2 separate regions of the Mus musculus genome follow, and region 1 is linked to region 2. A link is a loop called in an ENCODE intact Hi-C map of the cell type or tissue named here. Cell type or tissue: left cerebral cortex. All regions are shown on one strand. Each heading gives the region's core, and the rest is flanking DNA. Links, peaks and the distances in the headings are about the cores only.

Region 1 (8,000 bases), core at 1-8,000, 270 kb before region 2:
GTCTGTCTGTGTATGTGTGAACATGCAACTGAGCGAACATGCATGCGTGTGCGTGTGTGAGCATGTGTGTGTGTGTGTGTGTGAGTGTGAGTGTGTGTGTGTGTGTGTGTGAGAGAGAGAGAGCACGTGTGTGTGTGTGTGTGTGTATGTGTGTGTGAGAGAGAGAGCACGCGTGTGTGCAAGTGTGTGTGTGCTTGAGACTTGGTCTTACATTATAGCACAGGCTGGCCTGGAATTCTCTATGTAGCCAAAGCTGGTCTACATAGAGAACTCACAGCAACCCCCCTGCCTCAGGTTTGAGCCACCTCACCCAGCCTTTTTGTTTCTATGGTTTCTATGTTCAGAAATGTCTGTGACAGTGGACACGAAAGAATGAGAAATGATCTGGCCCAACAGGGGAGATGACCCCAAGTCCAGCAGAGCAAAGCGCCTTAGCACATCATTCCTACAGGTGTTCTCTACAGCTGTACCCTCATTAACTCTCCAAGTTCACCTGTACAGAATATTTTAAGGAACTAATCTTTAACCCCATTTTTAGCAAGTTTAGCTCCATTAAAATTTTTTCATCAAGTATTCTCAACATCAACTCAAGCTAACATAGGAAACATGCAACTTTCACGTGTTCTGCATCCCTAAATTCCAAGTCTACATCTTTAAAACACCGCTTTGCTCCCACTTGACCTTGCTTGGTTATGGCAAGCACAATCCTTCACCTCAGAGCTTTGTCAAACTCTGTGTCTTCCCTTAGTTACCAAGTCCTGAAGAGACCTGAGGACAAACAGTTTATACCCTGTTCATATCTTTCCTGAGCCCAGTGGTATGAAGGAAGCAGGCTCTCAAAACCGGTAAGCTAAAAAAAACGTATTGTTAAACCAAAACTCCTGAACTCTCCTCTCCACTCCAGATACCAACTTTACTTACTTAAGCCTACATTTTCTTCCCAGTGTAGTCCAACAACCGAACATCTCTATTCCAGCCTATCTACCATATGGTTACCAATTTCCTTCCAAAGAGTAATGTTACTCCCTCAGTAAAAGAGACCTTTGGAAGCTGACAAGATGGTTCAACCATTAATGGCACTTGTCACCAATCCTGATGATTTCAGTACAGTTCCTGGAATCTACATGGTGGAGGAGAAGAAGAAAAGAAGAAGAGGAGAAAGAGGAGGAGGAGGAAGAGGAGGAGGAGGAAGAAGAAGGAGAAGGAGAAGAAGGAGAAGAAGGAGGGAAGGAAGGAAGGAAGGAAGGAAGGAAGGAGAAGGAGGAGGAGGAGGAGGAGGAGGAGGAGGAGGAGGAGGAGAAGAAGAAGAAGAAGAAGAAGAAGAAGAAGAAGAAGAAGAAGAAGAAGAAGATGATGATGATGATCAACCCCGAAGAAGAAGAAGAAGAAGAAGAAGAAGAAGAAGAAGAAGAAGAAGAAGAAGAAGAAGAAGATCAACCCCCAAAAGCTGTCTCCTCCTCCTCGCCATCACCATCACCCCACCCCACCCCACCCACACACACACACACACACACACACACACACACACAGACACAGACAGAGACACACACACACACACACACACACACACACTAATAAATAGATGGATAGATAGACGGATGGACGGACAGACGGGTGGATGGACAGATGGATGGTTGGGTTTCTTTGACCTTCCCATTGCACACATCTTATCTGAAATCCACAGCCCTCATGATCTAGCCCACTCTCCCTTCACCACACTCTGCCTGCCATGTATCTTAAGATGTTTTCAGGACAGCCAGCATAGGCTAACCGAGTTACATGGAAAGCTACCACTCTCTTCATCCCCTTCCCTACTCCCTAGTGTAAGGAACTCCCCCTTCCCCAGTGACCTCTCCTCTGAGCTGCGCTGACCATCACTTGCTACACTGTATCATAATTGCAGGCCACGCTAATTTAAGGGTCTATTAAAGGTGATTGTGCAGCTTGAACTCCGGCTTTCTCAACTGAGCCTGGCACACTGCTTGCGGGGTGCACATATAACATGAGTTTGTTGAACACATTAACATACCCAAAAGAATAAAACCTTTCCATGCCTTTCATTACTTTAGGAGGTGATATAATTATTCCCGCAACACGGCCACTGCTCTGAGCCCTTCTGGAACTCTACTCACTGGCCATTTGGAACCAAACTTTCAAAGTTATTTACCCTCCAGAGATGGAAATCGGGCCCCTTACTTTATATGCATGAAACATTTTCAACCAAAAATAGTAGTGGCAAATTTGGGCACTGCCATCCTCCACCCACCCTCCTTCGTTATATGGAACTGTTCCAAACAAGGGAATCCTCCCCCAAAAGACAATGCACTATCTCAGGCGCTGAGCCACAGAAGTCTACGAGGATTTCAGACGGAACTACAAAGGGAGTGGACAAGGTGAGTGATAAGCTGAATGCCATCAAGGCTCCCATCTGATGCTGAGGACTTAAGGGTGCACGCTTAGGTGCCAGTATCATTTCTTTATATTTCACTTTACCTTCCCAAATACAAGCTTAATAAAATCATAAAGGGGGATGTCGTACACTTGGGTTTTTTTTTTTTTCAAATTAGAAAAAGGGCGAAATCTTTTCATTGCTTCTGTGAATGCCAAGATAATTGGAAATTAAACACGACTACCGAATCCTTTTCAAAGGCGTGAGATTCTGCTTTAATAACTTCATTAGAATATTCTTCAGGCAGAAAACCCTACCCAGAAACTGCACCACCCTTGTCCAAGAAAAAGGTTTCACCATTTGAAAGACTGACACTTCAGAAGGCCGGGTCCCTGTTTTGCATAATTCTGTATTTAAGGAGAACCTGCGGTGTGCACTGCCCCATTCCACGGAAGGAAGGTGCAAGAGAAAAAGACATCAGCCCCACCACCCAAGCTGTCAAAATCAGTGGCGACAACATCTGTATTCCAAAGCACCCATCCCAATGAGGCCGTTTACGCTCCCAAACTGATGTGGTGGCAAATAAGTCGTTTTAACTTTAAAAGCATCTCCTCGCGAAAAGGAGATGGTGATTTCCCCATCATCGGGCGAACTGAGAAAGCAGAGAGCATAGGGTGGTCCCTCATTCCTCCCTTCCCCTCAGGCTAGCACCAAGAGCTGTGCCTTGGATTTCTGTCATTCCATTTCTAAGCCTGCTGGTCCAGCGAGAAGGAAGACTCAAACTCCAGCTCCTTTCTGCAGAGACGCACACGGACCCAGACACCGCCCGGCCCTATCTCCATGGAGCTGCAGGTGGAGGCATCGTAATGGTGGAAGCAGGAGGTGGAGAGGAGAGGAGGAGCCCTCTGCATCCCCCCCACCATCCCAAATCGCTGCCACGGCCAGCTGAGGCCTCCGGGCCAGAAACCCCTGTCTCCCCCACCCACGATGGGTACCTTCGAGTACTCCTGAGCCAGCTTCTGGTACTTCCCCTGCAACTCTGCGGAGGCCATGGCCTCCCCCGCCCCGTCCAGGCCTGGCCGCCCGGGCTGCCGAGCCCCGCCCCCCGCCCCCAACCCCACACTTGCTCCTCCCGGGCAGGGCTCAGCCAGCTTCTGCAGCACCGCCGCCGCCGCCGCGCCTCCTCCTCCTCCACTTCCGGGTTTCCAGGCGGGAGGGAGGAGGAGCGGGACCAGAGGCGGGGCGACCACCGGGGGCGGGGCGACGTCTTGACATCACCGCCCCGCCCTCTGGTGCTCCGGTTCGCGCATGTGCGGCCCGACGGACCCGCCTGTGCGGTGCTTTTGCCCCTCCTGAGACCCTAGACGCCATGTTGGAAGAGGCGGGAAGATGGCGACCCGTTTCCGGGCGAGCCAGAATCAAGCGGGAGGAGAATGAGTGCCTACGGAATGGATGGAACACCGAAGGGAGAGACAGAGGATGCAAGGAGAAGCATTCTAAGAACATCAAGAATTCTGGCTACCCAGTCCCCTAGTCGCCATAGCAACCGCCTAGCGTCAGTCGCTTGCTTCTTGGAAGCTTGTTTTCCGCCTTCTCATTCATTATCTGGATACCCAGACTTGTGCTACACTGTAAACCGTCCAACCTAGCACATATTTATACCGTTTGCCCTTCTCCCCTTCTCAGATCAGAAAACCTTCATTGTCTTCTGTGTTTTGTCATTGACCTTTCTCTACTCAAATGCCACATGCCCGCCCCTGACCCTTATTCATCTATCAGAACATTTTAAGCCGTAAAAGAACATACAGTTTCTGAAAATTTCTACCACGCATTGAGATGTAAAGACCATTAATGTTTTGTTTTGTTTTTAAAAAAAAAACGGCTAGACTAGATATCTTGAGATACCTTATGATGAAAAACTGCTCCTTTTCATTTAAAATATTTTTGACAGTTCTGTTGAGGATTAATGTAGGTATAGCATTGAAGTATTTCTTGTTAGAATAATATGAATGAAGAAAGATATGTGTTTCTTGAGACATAATATGACAGTTGAAACTAATGAACTACATTTGTACACAAACACATACATATGAACATTATGCTAAATAAGTCAATTGCACTGGGTGCAGCTGTATAAACCTTTAATCTCAGTACTTAGAAGGCAGACAGGCAAATGGATCTCTACTGGTTTACATATTAAGTTTCAGGCCAGCCAGTGAAACTCTGTCTTTAAAAAAAAAATAGTGAATTGTAATATACTATAAATAATCTTAAAAATTATGAAGTGGAAGTAGCCAGACATGTTTAGTCATACCAGCAGTCCTAGCATTTGGGAGGCTGAGGCATGAGGAAGTCAAGTTTGAGAGCAGTCTGGACTACACACACACAGTATGTACTGTGTGTGTGTGTGTGTGTGTGTGTGTATAATCTCCATAATATGTGAAGTAACATTATTCCGATTTTTATTTTATTTAATGTATATGAGTACACTGTAGCTGTACAGATGGTTGTGAGCCTTCTTGTGGTTGTTGCAAATTGAATTTTTAGGACCTCTGCTCACTCCAGCTGGCCTGGCTCACTCAGTCCCTGCTTGCTCAGGCCCAAAGATTTATTTATTATTATATGTAAGTACACTGTAGCTGACTTCAGAAGCACCAGAAGAGGGCACCAGATCTCATTACAGATGGTTGTGAGCCACCATGTGGTTGCTGGGATTTGAACTCAGGACCTTAGGATCAGTGCTCTTACCTACTGAGCCATCTGGTTTTTTTCTTTTTCTTTTTCTTTTTTTTCTGAGACAGGGTTTCTCTGTGTAGCCCTGGCTGTCCTGGAACTCACTTTGTAGACCAGGCTGGCCTCGAACTCAGAAATCTGCCTGCTTCTGCCTCCCAAGTGCTGGGATCAAAGGCGTGTGCCACCACTGCCCGGCCCAACATTATTCTTAAACACATGAATATGTAGTAAAAACACAGAGACAACTAGAACACTGGTTGTTCGGTGCCTCTAGCAGAAAAAGAAGGAAATGAAACAGGACAGAGGAGCATCAACTTGATTTCTCTAGGTTTTTTAAAGTAAATATTATTACCTTTATTATGGAGGAAACGCATCTAGGAAGGCTAAGTCAGCCCTGTGGATTATTTAGAGGTATAATTAAAGTGAAAGCTGTGCTAGCTAGCTTCTCTTTTATCTGGGAGCAATCCAGGAGTTGTTCAGCAAAGAGCTCAGCCTGTATCGTTTCCTGTACAAACTAAAACTGTACACTTTACACTTGCTAATAAATAAGTACTGCCATCCAAACTTCCAGAATAACCGTTCCTGAGAGGAGTGTTAGTTCCCTGTAGCACCACCAAGTGGCAGAATTAAATGGTGTAATCCATTTCCATGGTTTGAATAGGAATGGAAATTTTTTTTATTGTTTTAAAAATGTCATTCCAGAAAATAACATTCCAAAGAAAAACATACAACTTTAGCAAGAGAGTCTGTATGAATTCATATTACTGAATTTAGAAATTTATTTTGACTGGCTGGCTGTTTGATCAGACACATTGTTTTAAAACCCTAGTTGGTAAATAAGAGTAAATTAAAATTAAGATTCTCATTCTCAACTAGTATTAAAAAGGCCAGCCACAAAGGGGAAGAAGGTAATAGCAGCATACAAACCCTACAGCAGGCTCTTGTCCAAATCTGTAAAGAACTCCCAAATATCAATTTTTTTAAAAAGGCCATATCTACATGTTTTACTATTTCAAAGGGTGACTGAGGCATGGGAAAAAGTTAATTGGCAGGTGGGCTTTAATAACCCATAGTTTTGGTGGGGGGGGGAACTCTAGATTATTGAGATTGAAATATTGTGAGGATTGAATTTAAATATTCTGACTGGCAAGATGGCTCAGACAGCGCCTGCCATAGAGACTGACGACTGATTTCAGTCCCAGGATACACATGGTAGGAGATAGCTGACTCCTGCAAGGTGACCTTGGACTTCTGCACATAAGCTATGGCACACACATGCACACATACACACACACACACACACACACACACTAAAATCTTAAATAGGCAAAATTCAATACCATCCTGTCAATTGTTGGTTATCAAACCTAATGAGGGCACAGATCTCTAGAAATTCATAGAAATGGAACAAAAGCTGGTTGTTGCTGACTCTGACATGCTGTGTTCAAGGTCAGTATTCATTATCTGCAAAATGAATCTGCAAATTTGCATAAAATGTGTGTGTAACTCAAATACAACACTCACTAGAGCATCTGCAAGCAGGCAGAGTAGCAAAGATCTGACTGACCCAAAGCCTATATTCCCAACTGACATCCCGCAAGATGATACTAAGTGAATGCTTTGCATTATTTTGTTGAAAAGTTTGCTATTTCAAATGGCCCCAAGCACAATGATGAAGCCTGTTCTAGCCCTAGACAATGTTCCTTAAGGCAAAAAGGGCTAGTTTTAGCTTTATGAAGATCAACGTGTATGACAAAAGTTGTGAGGCTTTAGTCCAGGATGTTAAGTGAATATGGTGAGCACTTTGGAGGCTAAAACAGGAGAATCTCTGTGAGTTTGAGGCCAACCTGGTTTACTTACTGAGTTCTAGGACAGCCTCAACTACATAGAGAGACCTTGCCTCAAAGAAAGAAAGAAAGAAAGAAAGAAAGGAGGGAGGGAGGGAGGGAGGGAGGGAGGGAGGGAGGGAGGGAGGGAGGGGAGGGGAGGGGGGGAAGCAGAGAGCTGTTGACCACTGGTTTAAAATTAATGAAGCAAAAAATATCTATCAAATAACATGCCTTTAACCAAAGTACACTTAAAATATGGTTATGTATGGAAAGGTTCAGGAAAATGTAACCAGATGCTATCAAGAACCTCTGAATTTTCCCCAGGAATAATGCTATTTGTACGTTAATGCTTGCAGCAACGTATGACATATTAACGATGTGAATGTACTGATTCAACTGAGTGTAGATTGAGAACACTGGAGAACATCTATTGATTAAGTAGACAAGCAATTATGCCATCGGTTTACAGAAAATATGAGAAACACTGTGAGCCTCTAGCCGAATGTTATTTCATGGCGGAGAAGAATCCACCTGTGTTGTCTTAGTTGTGGGAAGGCTCCTGTGTTTGCCTGTGTTTGAAAAGCAAAGTCTTCATTCAGACTTCACAGCACTTCTCGAGCCCGCCAAAGTAGGCAATCAGAAAACAGCAGGGAAAGATTAAGAAAGACAGCTAGCTGGTGGGCCTTTTATTACGTAGCACACTCTCCTTACCCAATTTGTTTATTTCTGAGACAGTGTCTCACCTTTATCCCAGGCTATCCTTAAACCCAGAATATTCCTGCCTCAGTTTCTCGATGCCTTATGTTCAAACCCTAGAACTGCAAAATAAGATAATCCATTACTGACTGTCTGGCTTGTTTTCACTTAGGGGTTGCTGCACAGGATGTGTCTATGATCACAGATGCATGGATATCTGTTTGAATCCCTGTTTCCACCCTGCTGTAGAGAAACCCAGAATTCCATTTGGTGACTTTATGTTCTAGCTTTTAGAGCCAAACCTCCTATTTTCCACAGTGTTTTCCTGAGGATTGCACAATGTCTTAATTCTC
Region 2 (10,307 bases), core at 1,111-9,110:
AACATGGCAGGAAGGAGGCCATATTCACCCATTCTATATACATCACCAAACACTGTAGAACACACCAATTCACAACAAAGACTCTACATGCACACAGAGAAAAACTCGGAGGCCTGTCCCACCCAGACCAGCCTCAGAAACGTGGACGCTCTGCGAGACGCCGTTCACCCGGCTCCCATGCTCCACACCTTCCAGCCTCATCAGCAACCACAGCTGTTTTGTTTTGTTTATTTTTTTTTCTAACTCATATTTCCAAAACTCAAGTGGAAAGCATCCCCATTGTGCCTGATCTCTGGCTGAGCAGGGACAGTGCCCAGATTGCTCCCAAGAGGATCCTGGCATGTTCAGAAGGAAGAATCTTTGAAAGCTGGATGCTGGGCAAACCGAAAGAGCCAAGAAGCTTTCTCCCTTCAGTGGACATTTGGGCCATTTTATTCATTTGTTTCACAATAAATATGCATAATTTTAGTAAGCAAAGGAGCTAATTGGTTTTTTTTTTTAAGTTAAAAAACATACATATTAGGATAAACAGAGACACTCAGCCCTTGTGAGTGACTGCCTTTGCAGTGGGCCTGAGTTCCATTCCCAGCACCCACCTTAGGGGACCCACAGCAAGCTCTGGGGGATCTGAAACCACCAACCACCAGCCTCTACCAGCACCATCACCCATGCACATACCCACACATAGATACAGATGATACATAACTTTAAATAAAACCAAACCTTTCATTAAAAAAAAAAATACATGTGATTGGGAGACGGAACCTGGTAACAGAACACCTGCCTACTATGTAAAAGGTTTCTTGTCCATCAACCATGATGGATGGATGGGTGGGTGGAGGGATGGATGGATGGATGGATGGGTGGATGGATGGAGGGATGTGTGAGTGAATGGATTTAAGATACAAACATCTAGAGTTCTATTTCAGTATTCACTCTCTCTCTGTCTCCCTCTGTTTTTCTTTTTCTTTTCTTTTTTTTTTATTTTTATTTTTTGAGACAGGGTTTCTCTGTGCAGTCCTGGCTGTCCTGAAACTCACTTTGTAGACCAGGCTGGCCTCGAACTCAGAAATCTGCCTGCCTCTGCCTTCCAAGTGATGGGATTAAAGGGGTGCGCCACTACTGCCTGGCTCTCTCTGTTTTTCAAGACATGGTTTCTTGTGTATCCCTGGCCTCCTGGAACTTGCTCTGGAGACCAGGCTGGTCTCTTCTATCTTCAGGATGCTGGGATTAGAGGCGTGTGCTTCCACCACCCGGCTTGGCAAACAGAAAGAACGCGCTGAGAAAGGAAGGGCAACTGGTTTTCATTCTAACTCAGACAGTGGCTCTGTCTTTTCTGCATTGGCGGAGGTTCAACCTCACTCTCTTATTTAATTGGCTAGTCTGAAGAGAATTGGTGCACCAGAAATGAAGGGAGGCAAACCCTCCTGCTCCAAGGAGGGTCACTCCTCCAGGCCATCAAATTCCTAAAACAGAGCAGCAGCAGCAGCGGGCCTTTGTGTAAACAAAGGTTTTATTGGAAAGAGAGAATTAAGGTAGCTAGGCAGTGGTGGTACACACCTTTAATCCCAGCACTTGGGAGGCAGAGGCAGGCGGATTTCTGAGTTCGAGGCCAGCCTGGTCTACAAAGTGAGTTCCAGGACAGCCAGGACTACACAGAGAAACCCTGTCTCCAAAAACAAACGAACAAAAACAAAAAACAAAAAACAAAAAAAAAAAAAAAAAAAAAAGAAAAGAAAAGAAAAGTAGCTAATACAGAGATGCGTGTTAATTTTTTCTTTGTACAGCTACAGAATGGAACATGGGAAAGGTGACCCTACCCTGACCACCCATGAGATAAACTGCTCACTCCTCGGGTTCTGGTGCTTTCTTTGTGCAATATCCATCTTCCCAAGGCTTCAAGAACACAGGGTGTTCTTCAAACACACAATGTGATCTCATGGTGGGTCATGTTAATCCTGCTGGTTGAGGAGAGTACTGCCGCTGCTGCATCCTGAGGTATTTCCTGTCCCGTACCTTCAGCACATCGGTGCAGCTGAGTCAAACAAACTCCGCAGAGCTTGTTAATCGCCCATTACCAGCAGCGGCCGGCTTTTCCGGAAGTGTCTGTCCTTGGGCGAGGGAGGGGCTACAGATGAGAGGCTTTTTAGTTTCGGGGGTCTCTTAGGCACAGTGATTAAAACTTAGACCATAACTTTGGCTCTCAAAGTCACTCGTATGTCTGCTTTTCCCATGCTGAGTCACAGGCTCCACCCTGCTCTGAGGTCACCCTGGCTGACACCTATGTGAGCTATCTTCAAAATACTTGGCCCACTTCTGTCACTACAGTTTTACAAACCTCCGGTAGGAATTTCCGGGATTGTGTTACTGGTCTAGATTTTGAAGTAGCTTTCAGAGTATGTTGTTTACATTGTCTCTTAACATCCAACAACTCTGTCAGAAGAAATTTTGAAGGAAAAAAAAATCCAAAGATTCTTGGAAACTTCAAAGTCTGGTGGTGAAAAATAAAAAACTAGAAAGCAAACTAACAGGCTGGTGAGATGGCTCAGCGGGTAAGAGCACTGACTGCTCTTCCAAAGGTCCCGAGTTCAAATCCTAGCAACCACATGGTGGCTCACAACCATCCATAATGAGATCTGATGCCCTCTTCTGGGGTGTCTGAAGACAGCTACAGTGTACTTACATATAACAATAAATAAAATCTTTAAAAAACAAACAACAGCCAGTCCCAGCACTCGGGAGGCAGTGGCAGGTGGATTTCTGAGTTCGAGGCCAGCCTGGTCTACAAAGTGAGTTCCAGGACAGCCAGGGCTATGTAGGTTCTCGAAAAAACCAAAAAAAAAAAAAAAAAAGAAAGAAAAAAAAAGAAAGAAAGCAAACTAACTTTTCAATAGGGCACAGGACAGTGTATGTGTGTGGTGGGTAGCATTTGTGTACCTGTCTGTAAGATTGAAGAGATACAAAGTGACCCCCGGGAAAGTGATCTCTACCGTAGAGACCTCCCACCCACTCATTGCAAACTAAGGGTCTTTCTTTTTGTTAGGTTAGTTTGTTTGTTTTTTGTTGTTGTTGTTTTTGTTGTTGTTTTTGGAACACTTACCAGCGCAACACTGGGTATAGGAAGGGTGTAAGGAGGCCCAGTTACCCTGCCAGGACTAGGGAACACTAAGGAGAACTCTGGTACCTGAGCTCAGGCTGCAGAGAAGTGGATGCTGCCCTGCTCTGGTTATGACACAGCTGACCCGCACACAGACTGGCTGGGAACACTGGAGAGATCTGATTGGAACCAACCACCCTGCTAGGGGAAACCTACTGGGATTGCCTACAGCAAGAACACTGCCCTTCCTCCTGCTGCCTGGAGTCTCCCTCTAGTGCCCAGATTGGCAGTTTTTCAGTTAACAGCTTAATAATTAGCTCACCAAACACTCGTGCAATCACACACTAATATGATCTGTCCTGTTCGCTGGGATACCTCAGTGCTTAGTTTCCTGGTATAAAACACAAACGGAAAACATTTGTTGATGAAGGTGGAGCTTACACTAGCTGTTTTCCAGTCTGCATTCAAAGGCAAGAAGAGTCCAAAATAACCTCGGTTGTCCTGCCAAAATTTAAGCTCATTCCTGGCTCTATTTATATTTCTCCCAGTTGGCTCTTGGCGGGGCTGTAGGAGGCAGCATAGATAGCCTAGGGCTTCGGAGAAAAATGCAGGTCCAGTGTAAAATCCCAGCCCCTCTAAGAGTTGAGATTCTCGGGCAAATTACTCAGTACCAAAGGCTTGCTTCCCTCATCTGCAAAATGCAGGTGATGATGCTGTGGGGCTTAAATAAGGCAGTCCTGCGGGGGCATGTGTTCCTCAAGGGCTCCCGCCCCACACCCCAGAGGGGTGGGCCCGTGAGTAGCTTGCCCGGATTTCCTGATCGCTGACCATGGTCCAAGCGGGAGGGCCATGGATTCGCCCATGGCTTCTAGGCAGGCCAAAGATTGTAGCACCTCAGTAGGCTAGGCATGGCACCAGGCAGACAGCTAGAGCCCAAGCTCGGCAGCCCAGGACGGCCCTAAGAATTGCGAGGGAGTTTCCTAACAACCCTATTTCAAATTTCCTAATAGTGGAGTTTCAAAGCCAGCTACCTCCTGCCCAGCACAAACGAGGGTGTGGTTGTGTTCACATTCACACTGAAACAAAAGAAAACTAGCAGAGCACCCCCACCCCCCACCCCTACCCCCTGGGCCTCGCTCAGCTCCGGACATTTTCCCAGGCACCCGGTGCAGCCGAGCTACGGGCACGCCCTACGGCCGCTGCACTTTCCAGAGCCAGGGTGCAGCCTCCCCCAAGGTCGGATCCCAAGGGGCTCCAAGGACCCGGCCCCCGGGTGAGCTGGCCGGTTTGCCTTGCCGAGCTAAGTCCGACCCGCAGTTGCAGCCAGATACTGGCCCAAGGCCTGTGGCTGGGCTCAAAATCGTCCTCTCCCGGGCTGGAATCCTGGGAATGTCGCTGCGGGGAAGCATCTGGCTGGCCTCCGGGCGGCAGGAGGGGGTCAAACCTTTTTCGGGTGATTTTGCACAAAATTCTCCCTACACCAAGGGCTGCGGTCCTGGGAAGTGGAAGCCCAAGGAATGACAAGAGAGCTGCTCGCTCCTTCTCCAGGTCGCCTTCGTCATGTCTAACTCCCGATACGCTGCCGGCGAAGCAGACAAAATGCCTTTTCCCCGTTCCGAAGACCCCTTCTTTGTGTCTATGGAAGTTCCTTCCTCGGTTGCGAACCATCTATGCCACCCGAGCGGGTCTTTCCAGCTGGATTGTCGCCACCTCGTGGCTACCTTGGTCCTTCGTCCCCCTAAGCCCTTTGCTCTCTTTGGTCTCAAGCCTATTTTTCTTTTCTTTCTACAACCAGCTATGGACTGAAACTTTATAATCCTGTTCTCTGGGCTTAGGATGTGAGCTGGGATACCTCTGTCCCCTTCTTTCTGTTACACCGCTCGCCTTCTTAAAGAGAAACGAAGCAGGTGCTAGTTGGAGGGCAGGAGTCACCGGGTTGGCAAGCCTGTGGGGGCTCGGTGTGAGGCGCCAGTCCTCTCTCTACCAATTTCCCATGAGACAAACTGATGATTAAGAAGACAAACGCACTCTGTCTTGTTCCTACTGGTTAGTGATGCTATTACACTCGATGAGTATTATTAAAGGACCCCTGTCATTAGAGACTCCCTGTTATTATTGTTATTATTATTTAGCATTTATAATGTATTCCTTATTTTCAAAACACACTATTATCTCCCTGGACTTTCCAAACACAACTGAGCGGCAGGCAGGTGACAACTTCATAAAATAGGGAAACTGAGGCACTGTAATTAGTACAGAGTTATTGGATTAATGAGTCAACAGTAGTCATTTCTCCCCAGAAGATTACTGCCTTACTCTGAACTCATGGATTCCAGTAAATGGTGATCCTGGTTTGGGAAGCTAGTTTCTCACACTCACTTTTATGACCCACTTGTAATCACGTTAGAAACCCAGTCAGGGAAGTCTTCGCACTTATGAGTCATTACTTCAAACTCATTACTGGGCACCTGGGCCACCTTAATTGTATTTTATTTTACAAGTCGAATTATTGTGATTATTGTTACTTAGTATAATAAGTATTTATTGTATTCTGCTAAAATGTATATAATGAATCTCTGTTTTTAAAAAGTAGTAACATTAGTAAGATGGATATATTTTGATCTAGAGAACAAATAGCTCTCTTTCTTTCTTTCTTTCTTTCTTTCTTTCTTTCTTTCTTTCTTTTTCTTTCTTTCTTTGTTTGGATTTTCGGGACAGGGTTTCTCTGTGTAGCCCAGGCTGTCCTGGAACTCATTCTGTAGACCAGGCTGGCCTCAAACTCAGAAATCCATCTGCCTCTGCCTTCCAAGTGCTGGGATTAAAGGCGTGTGCCACCACCACCGGGCAACAAATAGTTTTCAAGATAATCACTCTTATTGTTTGTTACCACAGGCATTCAGGAAAAATTAACTATATTATATATGTGTAGATATTTGGTTGTTTCAAGACAGAGTTTCAGGCCCTTTGCTGTCCTGGAATTCACTTTGTAGACCAGGTTAGCCTTTTGAACTCAGAGATCTGCCTGCCTCTGTCTTCTGAGTGCTGGGATTAAAGCACCTAACTTTGATTATATGATTTTAATGCTGAAGCCTATCAGCCTTTCAGAGACAAGAAAGTTCCCAAGCTTTGCTTCTAGTTTTAAGAAATCTCCAGTCTTAGCCGAGAGTGACTCAGTCCTAGTACTTCGTAGCCGAATCCCTTTCATAACTGAGTTTCCACTCCCAAGGCAGTAACAACATATGGTCATTTCCAATGTTGTATCAATATACGAAGATTTCTACCAATGTTCTATCTTCACAGAAAGGAGCTGTGTCGAGCACTCCGTCTCCTTCCTTCTGGATGAAAGAGATCTGGCATCCTGGAAGTCTCCAGTGCACAGCTTCGGCCTGTGTGGTTTGGAGAGTTGGGAAGTTTATCCGTCCATCCTGCTGCTTGGATGCCAGCCACGCAGGAGTCTCTCATACAACCTTTCTGAGTTTTTCTTTTTACCCATTTCTCATCTCAAATAACAAATTCCTAAAGGCATAATTTCAAAGAAGTTGCTCATCAGTTTAGGGGACCTGGGCCAACCTTCCCAACCTTCCCTTGTGCCCATTCATTCATTCATTCATTCAGAATGCATATGTTGTGTGTCCATATGCTGCATATTAATAATAGCTCCTTTCTTCAGTAAGTTGGGGCTAGCTCATTCCTGCGCAGCAAAGCTTCATGGTTAATTCTTGTTATTCTTACTCTGTAGTGAGAAAACTGGAGCTCCCAGAAGATGCCTATCATAGCACAAGTAGACAGGAACCTGGGAACATGCATGAGACTGCAACTCCCAGCTACTCTGACAATCAAAGCCCTGCGTTACCTTCCTGCACCTGTCACATGGAAGCATGATGAGAGGATGAAGCGGGTAAATATGAGCAGATTACTAAATTAATTTATTTATTTATTTATTTATTTATTTATTTATTTGGTTTTTCGAGACAGGGTTTCTCTGTATAGCCCTGGCTGTCCTGGAGCTCACTCTGTAGACCAGGCTGGCCTCGAACTCAGAAATCCACCTGCCTCTGCCTCCCGAGTGCTGGGATTAAAGGCATGTGCCACCATGCCCGGTGCTAAATTTATTCTTAAATAAAGCATTGTATAGATATTATTTACATTGATAGAAATCTCTATAACTGATACAAAATTGAAGTTATAATTTCTTACATTGGTACAGAATTTGTATATTGATACAGGTTTAAGGTTTTCATTGGTATAAATCTTTGTATATTGATACAAGAATTGAAATTAATATTGTTACTCTTAGATAGGCATTGTGCCTATGCAACTCATTTAAGAATTTGACCCCCAGTCCTATAGCTGCTGTTACAAACAGTTTAGGATGATTAAGTAACAGAAGTTAAGGGCCAGAGAGCAAACTAATGGTTGTATTAGATTCTGATTTAATTATAATAAAGTGTTTTCAATATTATTCAAATAGAAATAGCTAAAAGTAGTCCAGGTTTAACAGTTCATATATATATTCTTCAAAAACATCAGAAGTCCACAGAATATGCCATTTGTAATAATTTCATTGTTATTAGAATTTTGACTAAGAGACATACCAGCACCTGACAGTATCCTCTTCGTGGTTCAAAGAAGATACCGAGCATCGTAACTTCCACATGGAGTTGCTCCAGTTGTGCCAAGGTCGCCACGGGCAAGATTTGCCCTAATGCATCTACAGACAAAAAGTACTGTCCAGGAAAGGACACACAATGCTGAGTCAGAGTCGGCATTTCAGCCAGATTCCCTAGAGATTTGGGGGCAGGTCCAAGTCTGAGAAACACTGAAGCAGAGGGTCCTCACACCTGCTCAGTGATTAAGCTAATCTGATTCTGGGAGGGACCCTTTTGTCTTTCCTGAGTCTATGCTACCTGCTTTGTAAGAGGAAAAGATGGTGGTACCCGTAGGGAGAGTGTTGCTGGAATGGTCAGAAATCCTGACAGGTGTAAAAGTGGGTGATGGCCCAGATCACTACGAGAAATGCACTTATGTGGCAAGGAAGCTATCATCCATGCAGCATCCGTGGAGGACCTGCCGTGTATCAGACCCCCCTCTGTATGAAATACATAGAAACGGCTGGAATGTTCAGGAGATCTGGGCTCTGATCCAAATCTCACTTTTAGCGGCTGAGCCGTTCCCTTGGCCCTTGGCGTCTGTTTCCCCATCTGAAAAAGAAGCGGGGCAGATTGAAGGCCCACTTGGAAACCTTGGCCTTCTTGGGTAAAGTGGTTTTAAGTGATTGCACATGGAACTGAGCGCACTCCAGGACAGGGTGTGATTAAAGGCTGAGTTGAGTGGATTTGGCAGCATCCGGGACATGGACTCTGCAAGCTGGGTACAAGGAACCTGAAGTTGGAAGAAAAGAAAATGCCTCCTCGGGGTACTCCCTAAGCCCCCTGTTGAGAGGGGCGCAGGCTGGAGTTTCTCTCTTGGCCATTAGGTGTCGCATCGCTGCCGTGATGTGTAATGTAGAGTTGATAGGGACGCTTCCGGAGAAAACCTTGAGAATCCCAAGGGTACACGGTCGTCGCTGCTGAGAGCCTTCTAAGTGTAGGAGAGCTCAGAAAGGGTTGCCTTGGATCTAAGCAGGAACCAGTACAAACACTCTTACAGCTCAGGCCGACTAAGATGACATAAAGGGCCAACAAGAATGCAAGCTGGGAGCACAGAACACGCACGTCCGCACACAATATTAGGACATTGGCTGCTGGGAACTTTCCTTCACACAATCGGTCTCTAGCCCACTTTTATCTCTACTTCGGCTCCTCACTCGTTCAAAGAATGAACAGCAAGGAATTCAGACCCAAACCAGAAGTCTAACTTTCATGTCTCTAATCCTACCCTCATAGGCTTTCCTCCAGTGGTGGGAGACAAACGCCGTGGCTGTCACCTGGTCACCCTGTCTAAGGATAGGCAGTGCAGCAGACCCACAAGTGCCCTAAACATTTCCGCCCATGCCATTTCCCTGTAAAAGAGGGAAGGAACATCATTAAGACTCTGTCACGTGTCCAGTCCTGGACCATTCAGACCAGGCACCATTATTCAGTGCCCATTGCTCCTGCAATAATCCTCAACCTGTGGGTCGCGACCCCCTGTGGGGTTAAACAACTCTTTTACAGGAGTTGGATATCACATGGCCTACATAGCAGATATTTATGTTACATTCATAACTAGCAAAATTACAATTATGAAGTACCACAAAATATTTTTACGGCTGACAATCACCACATAAAGAACTATATTAAAGGGTCCCAACATTAGGAAGGTTGAGAACCACTGCTCTTGAGCTACACACAGAGGAACCAAAAGTTTTGTGAATCTGCCTAGCAAAACAGACCATGACTAGCAAGAGATTTGAAGGTTGCACACCTTGAATGATCTCAGTTCGGTTTCCTGACAACCATGAGACGCTGTGTTGTTTAATTTTTCTGGGATCTCCATTTCCATATCTGTAGATCTGAAAGATTAAGTTTATATTTACAAGGTCACTTGAGCAAGCGCTGTTACATACAGATGGCTAGACAAGAACAAGCTAACGTATAAATTAGATCTCATCTGTAAGTCTCTCATAGGTTTTTTTAAAAAAGATTTATTTATTTATTTAATGTATATGAGTACACTATAGCTGTACAGATGGTTGTGAGCCATCATGTGGTTGCTGGGAATTGAACCCAGGACCTCTGCTCGTTCTGGCCCCGCACGCTCCAACTCTGCTCACAACAGCCCAGATTTAGTATATAAGTACACTGTAGCTATCTTCAGACACACCAGAAGAGGGCGTCAGATCTCACTATGGATGACTGTGAGACACCATATGGATGCTGGGATTTGAACTCAGGACCTTTGGAAGAGCAGTCAGCACATCTAACCACTGAGCCATCTCACAAGCCCGTATCTCATAGTTTTAACTTTGTATTGAAGTATTGTTTACACCCTGAAAAGTACATGTGTCGGCAGTGCCATGAGTTTTCACACTAAACACAGTAGCAGGGAGACAGAGGTGCAGTCCCTGTCCCAGTCTGTCACTCACTATACCCCAGGGCTCACAACATCTCCACTGCCAGAGCACAAATTAACTTGAAATTTTACACATGGTATAAATGGAATCGTGTGCTACGTCCTCTTTTGTCCTTGGCTTCTGTCATCAAAGTCAAGTTCTCCTTATGACACACAG

The links. Peaks named below come from ENCODE experiments on the same cell type or tissue, not always from the same donor. Only the 100,000 strongest peaks of a DNase experiment are listed, where the experiment ranks them.
Region 1: it touches region 2 in a loop (8-fold over the local background); 3 of 42 quality-filtered maps call a loop at or near these places.

Annotation. Positions count from the first base shown.
Region 1 is chr17:88,525,703-88,533,702 of GRCm38, reverse strand. Ppp1r21 (protein phosphatase 1, regulatory subunit 21) reads right to left here and starts at 3,579. Exons shown (of 22, transcript NM_028658.4): 1 at 3,385-3,579. The coding sequence starts at 3,441. In left cerebral cortex, for the core only: a CTCF peak has its summit at 5,743 (motif pointing left); DNase peaks (open chromatin) are centred at 2,819, 3,300, 3,665, 5,714 and 1 more place; H3K4me3 peaks cover 2,626 bases; H3K27ac peaks cover 1,670 bases.
Region 2 is chr17:88,250,386-88,260,692 of GRCm38, reverse strand. Gm31615 (a long non-coding RNA gene) reads left to right here. Exons shown (of 7, transcript XR_877113.1): 4 at 6,398-6,995. Among named protein-coding and RNA genes, the nearest start is that of 1700116H05Rik, 52 kb to the left of the region's middle. In left cerebral cortex, for the core only: CTCF peaks have their summits at 1,961, 3,391, 4,803 (motif pointing left) and 8,551; DNase peaks (open chromatin) are centred at 4,216, 4,297, 4,796, 8,603 and 2 more places; H3K4me3 peaks cover 1,942 bases; H3K27ac peaks cover 2,274 bases.